Linked DNA regions of Homo sapiens: region 2 is linked to region 1. Evidence: chromatin loops called from intact Hi-C (ENCODE). Cell type or tissue: chondrocyte. All regions are shown on one strand. Each heading gives the region's core, and the rest is flanking DNA. Links, peaks and the distances in the headings are about the cores only.

Region 1 (5,380 bases), core at 188-5,187:
GGAGAGAGTTCAGCTCCAAAACCACTAGAACCATCTAATAATTCTAAACCGGCATGGGCTGAACCAGGACACTTCCTGGATATGGAGCATCCAAGCAGAAGCCAGAACACTGCTATGCAGGAGAGGCAGATGTCTGCCGGGTCATGGACCTGGACAACCTTCAACATTTCTTCCAACCTTAAGATTTTGTGAATCGCTGAATGAAATTCTAATTTTAAAGTTTCTGACTCAGAGGCAGAGGAGGCTCCTATTTTGAGTCAGAGTACCCAAATGCAAAGATCCCAGCTCCTTGGAGACAGACGGACCTGGCTTCTGAGACTGGCTTTGTCACTCACTAGTTGTGTGCCCTGGAGAACTTCCTTTCCCTTTCTGAATTGCAGTGTTCTCAGCTGGAAGATGGAGATATTTACCTGGCAGGGTGTTGTTGGCATTAAGTGAATCAATGTAGTAAACATGGCCAATTGTGTGTGTGCACACGTGTGTGTGTGTATGTGTGTGTGTGTGTTAGTGGGGGTAGGAGGAGTATAGGATGTTTGCCATGCTAGAAAATCGTATTATTGCCTACTGGTTAATTTTCTTTTTCCTAAGACCAGCTTACAGAGCAATGGAACACTGAGTTTAATGAAAAGATGAAACAGATGCTGATGTGGTGTGGACAGATACTGGTTTGAATCCTCTTAGCAGAGAAGGGAAAGTTCTGATATGGGGAAGATGGGGGAGGCACCTGTGACTATGCTGGAGGAAAGGGCAAGAGGAAGTCACCCCCTGAGGGCCACAGGTGGATACCCTCTGGTGCTGTACCTGGGCTTCTGGCCATGGGATGAGTTGAGCTGTGTGGTGCTCACTGTCTTTCCGGAAAGGAATGGGCCTGGACCGATCTGCCTCCCCCCATGACTATCTGCAGGTGACACCAGATCTGCAGTGACCTTCAGCTATGAAGTGGGCACAGGTTTCCTTTTAGCCCTCCCCACCTCGGCTTTCTGCACTTGTTCCTGCCAGCCCCCACTCCCTCTTACTTCATTCCTAATTCCTTCCTCCATCACATTTTTTCCCTTAGAAGCTCATGTACATAAGGAGGTATGAAGGACTGGTAAAGCTACAAGCCCGACCTCTACCAGGGATGCTTGCATTTCAACTCTCAGCCACTGCCATTCTCCACTGGGGGCCTCTCTCCCACAGTGTGAGAGTGTGGGTGGGCGTGGTGCAGCTGGCACCATGCTGATGTCTGTCTCTTTGCAAAGCTGACCTACCCTGGGTCAGGTCCTGGCTGCCTTGAGTACTGGGAGAGGGTGGTGAAAAACAGGCCCAAAGCTCTGTGGGGAGCAGCCCCTTCTCCCCTGGCCTTTGGCTAGGAGGAAGTGAGTGGGTCCTGCCTTGGGGCCTCCACTTCCGGGGCCTCGAGGGCTGAGGCTGACTCGATGATTCCTGGAAGGTGATGATGTCATGGTGACATAGCAGTTCCCCTCCCCAGCCAAAGTCAATAGGAGAGTGGGTGATGAGTGTCTCTCATTGGCACAGAGGCCCGAGGCTCTCAGGAATGACCAAGTCCACTGGCTTGTCCAGGCCACTTAACACCACATTCATCAATAGCTCCCTTCCTCAAATTCCTACAGCTCTGATCATCTGTCCCTTCGGCGATCCCATATTCTGGACTTCCAGGGCAGGCTTGATTGATTTTAAACGTTCTGCCCCTTTGTTTTTCCACGTCAACAAATTCACAAATCATAGAAATTCATCCCAGGTTGGCCTGTGCATCCTGGGGCTTTGGGGACACGGAGCCACCAGGCTTTCTCAGAAACAGAGCATGATCATGTGTACCCTTGCATCCCAGCTTCACATCTGCATGTCTTTTCAACAATATTAATAGCTTCTTTAGAATCAGCATCTGTGTCTGTTTCTTTTGTTTTCTCCAGGACTCCTCGAAGGGGCTGAGTGTGTGGGAAAATCTAAAAATGCTTATGGGGAGGGGGAGGTTAAGCTCCCCTTCTTGTCCTTGTCAAGGGCTCTCTCCCACTACTTCACTGGGGGTGAAAGGCGCATCCGCAACAAGGGCCCCGTGAGTTCATAAGGAGATGTCTTCTGCTTCTCTCACCCGTGCTTATTAAAAGGTAACCTAGTCCCGGTGTGGGTTTGGGAAAAACGCTGCTGGACTTGCGCGGGTCGGGGTTGCTTTTGGATAGCCACTCCCTGCACTCTTGTTTACCAAAGACCTGACTCTCTGACAGACTGCGTCAGACCCGCATGGAGTAAAATGGATCCTTTGTCAGCTGGAGTCTGAATTGAAACGCCTTCTCTGCGGCCCTCCCCAGACCGACCCCAGCGTTTTACAAGGGAGCCCTGGCGTTGCCTTACGCTGCCCGATGCTGCCCCCTGCAGGCGGCTCGCAGACACAGCCCGCTCCGCTGGGTGTGGAGGCTCAGCCTGTCCCACACAAATGGGTTTTCATCACCTAGAGTTGTCAGAGCAGCTAATAGCGCATGAACAGGAAGAAAATTAGGCTTCTCTAAGTGAATTGGGTGTTGAAAGACACTGAGATAAATGGTGGAGGCAGTGAGAATGACTGATGGTGTTTCAAGTCTGAAGTAATAAGTTGGGGAGGTGAGGGTTGGGGGTGGGAGGAGAAGGAACTAGTGTTTACAGTGACCATGTGATTTAAATCTGGGCTCACAACAGCCTCAGAGGCAAATGCTCTGAACTCCTGTTTAATGGATGGTGAAGTCGAGTCTTAGAGAAAAATTAAATAACTGCCCAAGATTATACAGCAATAAATGGCAGACCCAGGACTTGAACTCAGTGACCCCAGGCCTCTGTGACATCTGCTGTCCCGCCACCCCACCATAAGAGATCATCGTCCTGCCTGGAGGAAGATCCCTTTGTTTATGGGATGAACTGGGTTTTTTGGAATGAAGGGGAAACTTCAACAGGGAATTCTCTTCACTAAGACAGTTTGTAGCTGTAGCCTCTGTCATGTGATATGAGGGGTGTTTGGCAGATCTCCCTGCCTGAAAACATCTCCCCAACTTGCTCATCACATTGCCTGGAATTTTGCTAAAAGAGAGTCCTTCCTTTGATTAAGATTGGCTAAGTGGTACTCCTGTTAAATGAAAATGCAATTCCTGTGGGGGAGTCACAGGTTAAACCTTTAAATCTTAATTCAACCTCAGTGGAGATTAGCTCATCAGGTTGCTTCATCCCTGTGATAGAGAATGAAGGGTGTGGGGAAATTGGAGGACAGGGGGTGTGCCAAAATCTAATTTTATTACTAAATGTCTCAGAGACTCCTCAAACTGTACCAAATGAAACTCTTTATCTTCTCTCCCACACTCTCCCTTCTTGGACATTAAACAGGCTCAGAAATCCCTGCAGTGTCCCTCTCTCCTCCATCTGATGGTCACTGGGTCCTCCCCAGCCTGCCTCTGAAGTGGTGCCTGAATCTCCACCGTGCACCCTCACTCTGTGGTGTGCTCAGGCCCTCGTCAGTGTGTTTCTGCCCCTGAGACTTTACCCTTTAATCAAACCTCAGTGCAGCAGCAAATGAGAGCTTTTGAAAACATGAATCGGAGGATGCTGCATTTCCTCCTAAAATCTTCCTCAGTGCCTTAAAGAAAAGTGCCAATTCCTCAGTATTTTATACTTAGGAGAGTGTTCCCATCCTTCTCTCTTGCCTCTCCTCTGTACCTCTCATTACCACCCTCCTTCACCCCATTCCCCAGCCTGGTCATCTCATTCATAGCTCCATGCTTTTGTGCTTTGTTTTTGTCAGGAAAGCCCTTCTCCTTCAGTGGTCAGCTAACTACTCCTCCATGAAGCCATCCCTGATTCCTACTCCAGCCCCCAAGGAAGAGGTAAGTTTTTATGTCACCCCTCACTAAGCCCACACACATGAATGAATGGATGAGTAAACGAAGCTCAGCTGATGAGTGGACTATCCAGTTCAAAAGATGAGGTTGTTTCTGAAATGAATATAAACCAAACTGTGGCTACGTTTTTGAAGGTTGCTGCTATGATGCACTGAATGTGTCTGTGTGTGCATTGGTGGGATACAAAGACTCTGTTAGGGTAAATAATTTGATGGGCCTTGAACTTACACAAGCAGACTAGTTTCAGAACATTGCCATGGAGACGAATGAGGACTCAAGCAGCAGGGTACCACTTAGGCAATGACAGATTTTACAGAAAATGGGCTTAGATACACCTTTCTTGTCAAAAAATCTCCTAGCTAATGGGGAGAGTGCTTCAAGGCAGAATAAAAGCTTGCACCCTCAATGAACAAAAAGCTCCTGAAGTTAGAAAACCAGGAAGTAGCAGGTCAGGAAGAAGATAAATTCTTAGCGATAGACTGAAAGACAAATGGCCAAAGAGGATGTTGGGGCCATGCCATGATGTTAGATGGAGTTCAGCATATTATATTAGAAAATAAACAAAGGATGAAGATGTTTCAAATGTATCTTTATATGTTCTGTTGCGTGAAGTGAGGAAGCTGTTCCCTTGGTCCTTGGCAAACTGTTAAATCATTTATGTATTTATTTATTTATTTGAGATAGAGTCTCACTCTGTTGCCCAGGCTGGAGTGCAGTGGCGCAATTTTGGCTCACTGCAACCTCTGCCTTCTGGGTTCAAGCGATTCTCCTGTCTCAGCCTCCTGAGTGGCTGGGATTACAGGCACCCGCCACGATGCCAGGGCCATTTTTGTATTTTTAGTAGAGACGGGGATTTCACCATGTTGGCCAAGCTGGTCTTGAACTCCTGACCTCAAGTGATCTGCCTGCTTTGGCCTCCCAAAGTGCTGGGATTAGAGGCATGAGCCACCACACCTGGCCATGTTAAATCATTTATTACAGAACTAGGACTATATAATCTCCTACATAGCCACCATAGAACCTTTCAAGTCAGGGCTTGCACTTGGACACATCTGCCATCCAATCCACAGACCCCATTCAAAATTTTCAAGCTGTCCCAACAATGTCTCTTTTTCCTTTCTAGTCCAAGATCATATCCAGGAATACAAGTTGCATGGTTCTTGTGCCTCTTTAGTTTTCTCCAATTTGAAACAGTTTCTTAGTCTTTCCCTGTCTTTCATGTCATCGACTGTTTTAAAGAGTACAAACCTTTCATTCTGCAGGACGTCCCTGGGTCTGTCTAATGTCCTGGTGTCCAGACTTGGGTCATGCTCCCTTGATAAGAACACCACAGAAATGATGCTATTCTCATTTCAGCAAATTGCATGGGGTGGAAGGAGGAGACATAGGATGTCAATCCATTCCACAACTGGAACTGTTTATTTTGATCACCAGTCACGTACCAACGTTTGTCTGCCAGGTTTCTCTCCTATAAAGACCCCATTTACCCCCTTTAAATTGATGGCATTTTGTGGGGAGGT
Region 2 (5,380 bases), core at 155-5,154, 510 kb before region 1:
ATTCCCTCCCAATTTCTGTGCTAACACTGCTGGAAGGTATTTAATAGATAATAAGGAACCTTACATTAATAAAGGGAAAAATAAAGATAATGAACCCATTTATATGTTCAGAAGACAAGATACCTAAGAGGCTTTAAGCATTGCAATAGGTTATTCTCAGTAGCTGGCAATTCAGCTCCTGGATAGAGAAAGACAGACTTATCTGTAACCTCCAGGAATTCACATCTGTTTTGTGTGCAGGAACAAAGAATATAAAATCAATATGAACACACATAACTTAGCTAGATTTTATGAATTAAACTATTTTAGTTCTCCATTTAATTTTTATATAAGTTTAGTGATAGGAGGTTTGGGCAATAGCAGTGAGTGTATTTATTCATATAGCCATTGTAATAATTGAAGAAGACAGGGAAAGAGATGCAGGTAGGTTAAACGGAATCTTGAATATTGTGAAATAAATTCACTTGCAACCTAGAGTATTTCATTATTGCTAGAAATGAAAGGCCTATAATTATTAATGCTTTATTGTCACTCAATTTCTTACAGTATTTTGTGGCCATGTTTTGTAAGAATGAGTGAAATAAGGGACTAACATTTCAGCCTGCAGAGTTGATTTATTGTTTCTAATAACATTTAGTTTTAAAACCTTGGCTAGAATCCAAGTGATGGTTTTTATTGAAAGAAGGGTATTGGTCTTTCATCTTTCTAGTAGTAATTTTCAGCACCACTGCCAGTTCTTCACAGAGGCACAGGATAGGAGCATGCTGAAGCACATCTTATATTTGTTATGTAGCATGGAATGCTTTGGGCAGAAGTAATAGTGGCTGGATGTATGCCATGATTCATTTTAGGTATTTCGACACTTAACTATTTCATGGAATTGTATTAATTTGCAATATCTGGGGCTGGAAGGAGAAGCATACGATTTAGTTTGAAAATGCAACCCTCTTAATTTGTAATGTCAGTTTTGTGGCTGGAGAACCACATTGATTCTGGGACTCCTCATTCACATAGTCCACTTGGATACTGTTCCTAAATGTTTACTGTAGGTTGGTCACAGAGGGGCAAAATTCCTGAGATTATGTTGTGTCTGCATTATCTTTCTCAGGGCAGTTATAAATTATGTTTTGAAAAATTCGTTTATTGTGGATAATTGAAATTTGATTCTGCGGAGAGTTCCTACTATATGGCTCCTGTCCTAGATAAACTCATTGTTTGGTAGACAAAATTAAATGAGGCGCACTTTTCTTTGTAAGTTGGAATCAACCAATATTTTATAGGGTTGGAATCTTGTTTTGTGTGTTGTTTCTGAAGAGTTGGTGCTATTCCTTTAAAAGTAATAGAGAGATGTAAATAAGAGTCTTTAGAGTCCAGGAATTTTAGCAGTTTAAAACTTTGGGGAAAAAGGACATCCATAAAAATTCTCTAGAGAAAAGGACCTTTTCATAATGAATTAAATTGTAGTTTCTCATATGAAGATGATGCTCTTAAAATGCTATCAGTAGAACAGATGCTGGGATTTGTTTTTCAAGCACTGGTGGTGAAATTTTTGTATTTTACCCTTGGTTTCTAGCCTAGGGTGCTTTCTAGTATCGTGAATCAATGTGAACTGTTCAGCTTCTTTGGTTTTTGTGTCATTTTGCTATATTAAATATTACTTGAAATAAGCAGAGAATTAGAATCTGAAAATTTTGTTTTACATCTGTAATTATATTTAATTATATATAATATGTATATATTGTAGCACAGTAAATACTAGTTTTTGTATGTGTTAGCCATGAGACCTGGGGACAATCTTTTTTGCCTTTCCCGGGCTCGCTCTTCTTCCATAAAGTAAGTATATAGGGCCAGAGCTTTTCAAGGTCCATTATAGGTCATGTTTTTGATTTAACTTTTAATGGCTTTTATTCCTTGAACTGATAAAATTATTAATGATAATAACCCATCAATATCCTGAAAATTATTATGTTTTTTAATTTAAAAATAAGTTGTGGTGTTCATAGATTCAGTCTTCATAGGCAGAATAATAAAGCATAAAATAACAGACCAACATGGAGAAGCCATATAAAGAAAATCTCTTCAATCCATTTGTAAGTAGTTTGTGCAAAGAATAAACACAAACAAGCCGAGACTATTCCTGTTTCCAGTAATCTGTTTGAGTATAAATTTTGACATGTAAAATAGAACACCGGTAAATCTTTGTAAGAGCTTTTTTAAAATTTAGAATTAGTGACTATATATTTTAAAGCTCTGCAATTGATTAATCAAAATTAACTGAGACTGGTTTCAACCAAATAGACTAATATGACCATGTTAATATTTTGCAGAATATTAGCAGAAGAAGCAAATATATTTGGTGCCTTAGGCTGCTGACTTTCCCTAGGGCCTTGTGTTTCTTTGGTTTCTCAGGACCCAGGAATGATTTTTTTCAGTGTATCCTTTGTTTTGTAATAAAATAACAAGGTTTCTAAATTACAGGATTTTAGAGCTAAAAGGGAATTTAAAGATTATCTACCTTGTTTTTCCAGGCAAGGAAACTAAGGTCCAGAGGGGTTAAGCCACTTGTTTAGGAATATGTGTATATGTCTCTTGAGCATGTGTAAGCATTGAGAGTCCGGTCACACTGTGTGATCCTGATGAAACCATTTCTTCTTTTAGCTAAGAAACATCTGAGTTTCTTTAATGTTAGAGAATTGGACTTGATTTCTAAGCTCACAACCCCCGTATTATTTAAGGACTCATCCAGCTCTAAAATTCTGTGTTTTTAAATGGTTTTATTATGTTTGGTATATGAAGAGGACAGAACTTAACAGGAGTATTAATAGCATCCTTTAAAATTAATAATATCCTTTCAAAAATTTTTGATATTTTGATCTGTGAATAAGATGTTAACCCAGTGAAACTCTCTTATTTAACTTAAAAAGGGATGACGATGAATTAATTTTTTATTGCAGGATTTTGGAAAGGAGAGGTTCTGCATGAACTACACTTCCATTATATTCAGGTATAAGGAGACATTACCATAACATTATTAACGATTTTCATTTATAGAACTCTCCCATGGGAACACTTGTGTTACAGGCTTCAGTTTCCCAAAGGTATTATGTTGATTAGGTAGGTTTAACTTGAGTTGCTGCAACTTGTTTGAAATATCCAGTTTGGCCACCCGATGGGGCACAAACCACACTTTTTCTTTCAGACACTTTTGTAAATCAAAGTATAGTATAGTGTGTTTAAGATAACACTTGTAAATGATTGCGTCAATGAGATGGTTGGCATTTACAAATGTTTCTTAAGTGAGTGAATGAATGTTGTAAAGACAGGAAGCTATAACTATTCTTTATCATCTTTAAGTGTGTCAGCGTGAGTATGCTGGAAAGATTATACTTGTCCGTTTATCCTGAAGGTTGGTTTTGGATCAGCTTTTGGGTGAAGGCCCAGATCATAAGAACCTAAGAATCTTATTTGACCTGGGGTGACCATGGAAACTTAGTCCTAGCTTCAAATTCAGTCCTAATCTGGGAAGCATTTAAGAGAATGATTGAGTTGTGCTGGGTAAGGATTTCAGGTATATTTGAGTTGTAGGCCCCAAAGGAGTGTGCCCAAAACTCCCATGGAGTAAAGAGAAGACAGTATTAGAAAAGTAAGGGGGCTGGACACGGTGGCTCACGCCTGTAATCCCAGCACTTTGGGAGGCCGAGGCAGGCGGATCACTTGAGGTCAAGAGATTGAGACCATTCTGGCCAACATGGTGAAACCCCATCTCTACTAAAAATACAAAAATTAGCTGAGTGTGGTGGTGCATGCCTGTAGTCCCACCTACGCGGGAGACTGAGGCAGGAGAATCGATTGAACCGGGGAGGCGGAGGTTGCAGTGAGCTGAGATTGTGCCACTGCACTCCAGCCTGGCAACAGAGTAAGACTTCATCTCAAAAAAAAAAAAAAAAAAAAAGGAAAAGTAAGGGAAGACAGAACTGTTAATTTTACTTATTTTTATGCATAAGAAAAGGAAGAAATACAATTTTACTAGTATTTAATAAATGGATTGATGCAGTACCCCTGCTAAGGAGGTCATGCACAGGTATACTGAAGAAAACAGAAGGATTGCCAGTGGCTTTTTCACTTGTTTGTTCGCTTTGGCAGATAATCATTAATCCAGTTATGGGTGCATAATTAAATGAATCTATAAATTATTATCTAGTTTTAGCCAAATCAACCGCTAGGAAATAGACATGTCTTAAAAAGACTCCTGTAAAGATTCCATAACAGTAATACCAATAATGCAAGCACAAGTGAACAACAAGAAAATGACAACAGAGCTGAGGTTTCTCCTTCTAGTACTAGCTTTTTGGCAGCCAAATTACAGATAAAAACAATAACACTTTAGTAGACTTGACAAGAAGTTCGCCAAAAATTTAAAAATTATTAAGCTAATTCTTTTTTCTTTTTCCTGAGACGGAGTCTTGCTCTGTCACCCAGGCTGGAGTGCAGTGGCCTGATCTCAGCTCACTACAACCTCCGTCTCCCAGGTTCAAGCCATTCTTGTGCCTCAGCTTCCCAAGTAGCTGGCATTACAGGCGCGCGCAACTACATCCAGCTAATTTTTGTATTTTTAGTAGAGACAGGGCTTCACCATGTTGGCCAGGCTGGTCTCGAACTACTGTTCTCACGTGATCCGCCTGCCTCAGCCTCCCAAAGTGCTGGGATTACAGGCATGAGCCACCACTCCTGGCCTAAGCTAACTCTTTGAAGTAAGGTTTTACATCTACTGTCAGTCACAATGAACTTGACTGTAAGTGTATATATTATGAGTATTCTGCCTTTGTAAGGTCTGTTTTTTCAGTTTATAGCCATTAATTAAGTTTCAAAATCAAATGAATCCTGAACTTTGAACTGGACCTTTGAAACACTGTATCATAAAATGTTAAATGAAGGTTTTATTTATTTAAAAAACTTTTTTGTTTTTTTAATGAAGATTAAAAAAATGAAACTTTTCAGTTATGTTCTCTCAAAGCATTGTTATTGATAATTTCTTAGATCAAAAATATTTTTGTACTGTTCATAAATGAAAGGTAGAAATTATTTCATCCTTGTGTCATCTTTTTAAAACTTCTATTTTAAACAATTTTGTTTTACATTGTACACAGATACAGATGGGTATAATTAATAAATAAATATGCATATATTGGAGATACATAATAAAACTTTTTTTAAATAGGGATTTGACATAATAAAAGTTTGGAAGACTTTGCCCAACTTGTACAGATTAACCACAGCTGGTTTGTGGGTTGCCTGGTATTGAGGTGGCCTTTGGGAATGAGAGAGTGTCAGACTTCACCAGGGTTCTTGCCCAGTGTATTTGCCTTTTCAGGTCTTTCCT

The links. Hi-C counts contacts between places; a loop is a spot of excess contacts. Peaks named below come from ENCODE experiments on the same cell type or tissue, not always from the same donor. Only the 100,000 strongest peaks of a DNase experiment are listed, where the experiment ranks them.
Region 2: it touches region 1 in a loop (2.1-fold over the local background); 16 of 110 quality-filtered maps call a loop at or near these places.

The regions. Positions count from the first base shown.
Region 1 is chr1:181,140,293-181,145,672 of GRCh38, forward strand. No RefSeq gene overlaps it. Among named protein-coding and RNA genes, the nearest start is that of LINC01732, 32 kb to the right of the region's middle. RefSeq lists enhancers at 830-1,330, 1,240-1,319, 1,331-1,831 and a cis regulatory region at 1,135-1,684. In chondrocyte, for the core only: a CTCF peak has its summit at 2,360 (motif pointing left); a DNase peak (open chromatin) is centred at 2,328.
Region 2 is chr1:180,633,120-180,638,499 of GRCh38, forward strand. All of the region lies in intron 1 of XPR1 (xenotropic and polytropic retrovirus receptor 1), which reads left to right. Among named protein-coding and RNA genes, the nearest start is that of XPR1, 3.8 kb to the left of the region's middle. In chondrocyte, for the core only: CTCF peaks have their summits at 3,186 and 3,389; no DNase peak of the experiment used is centred there.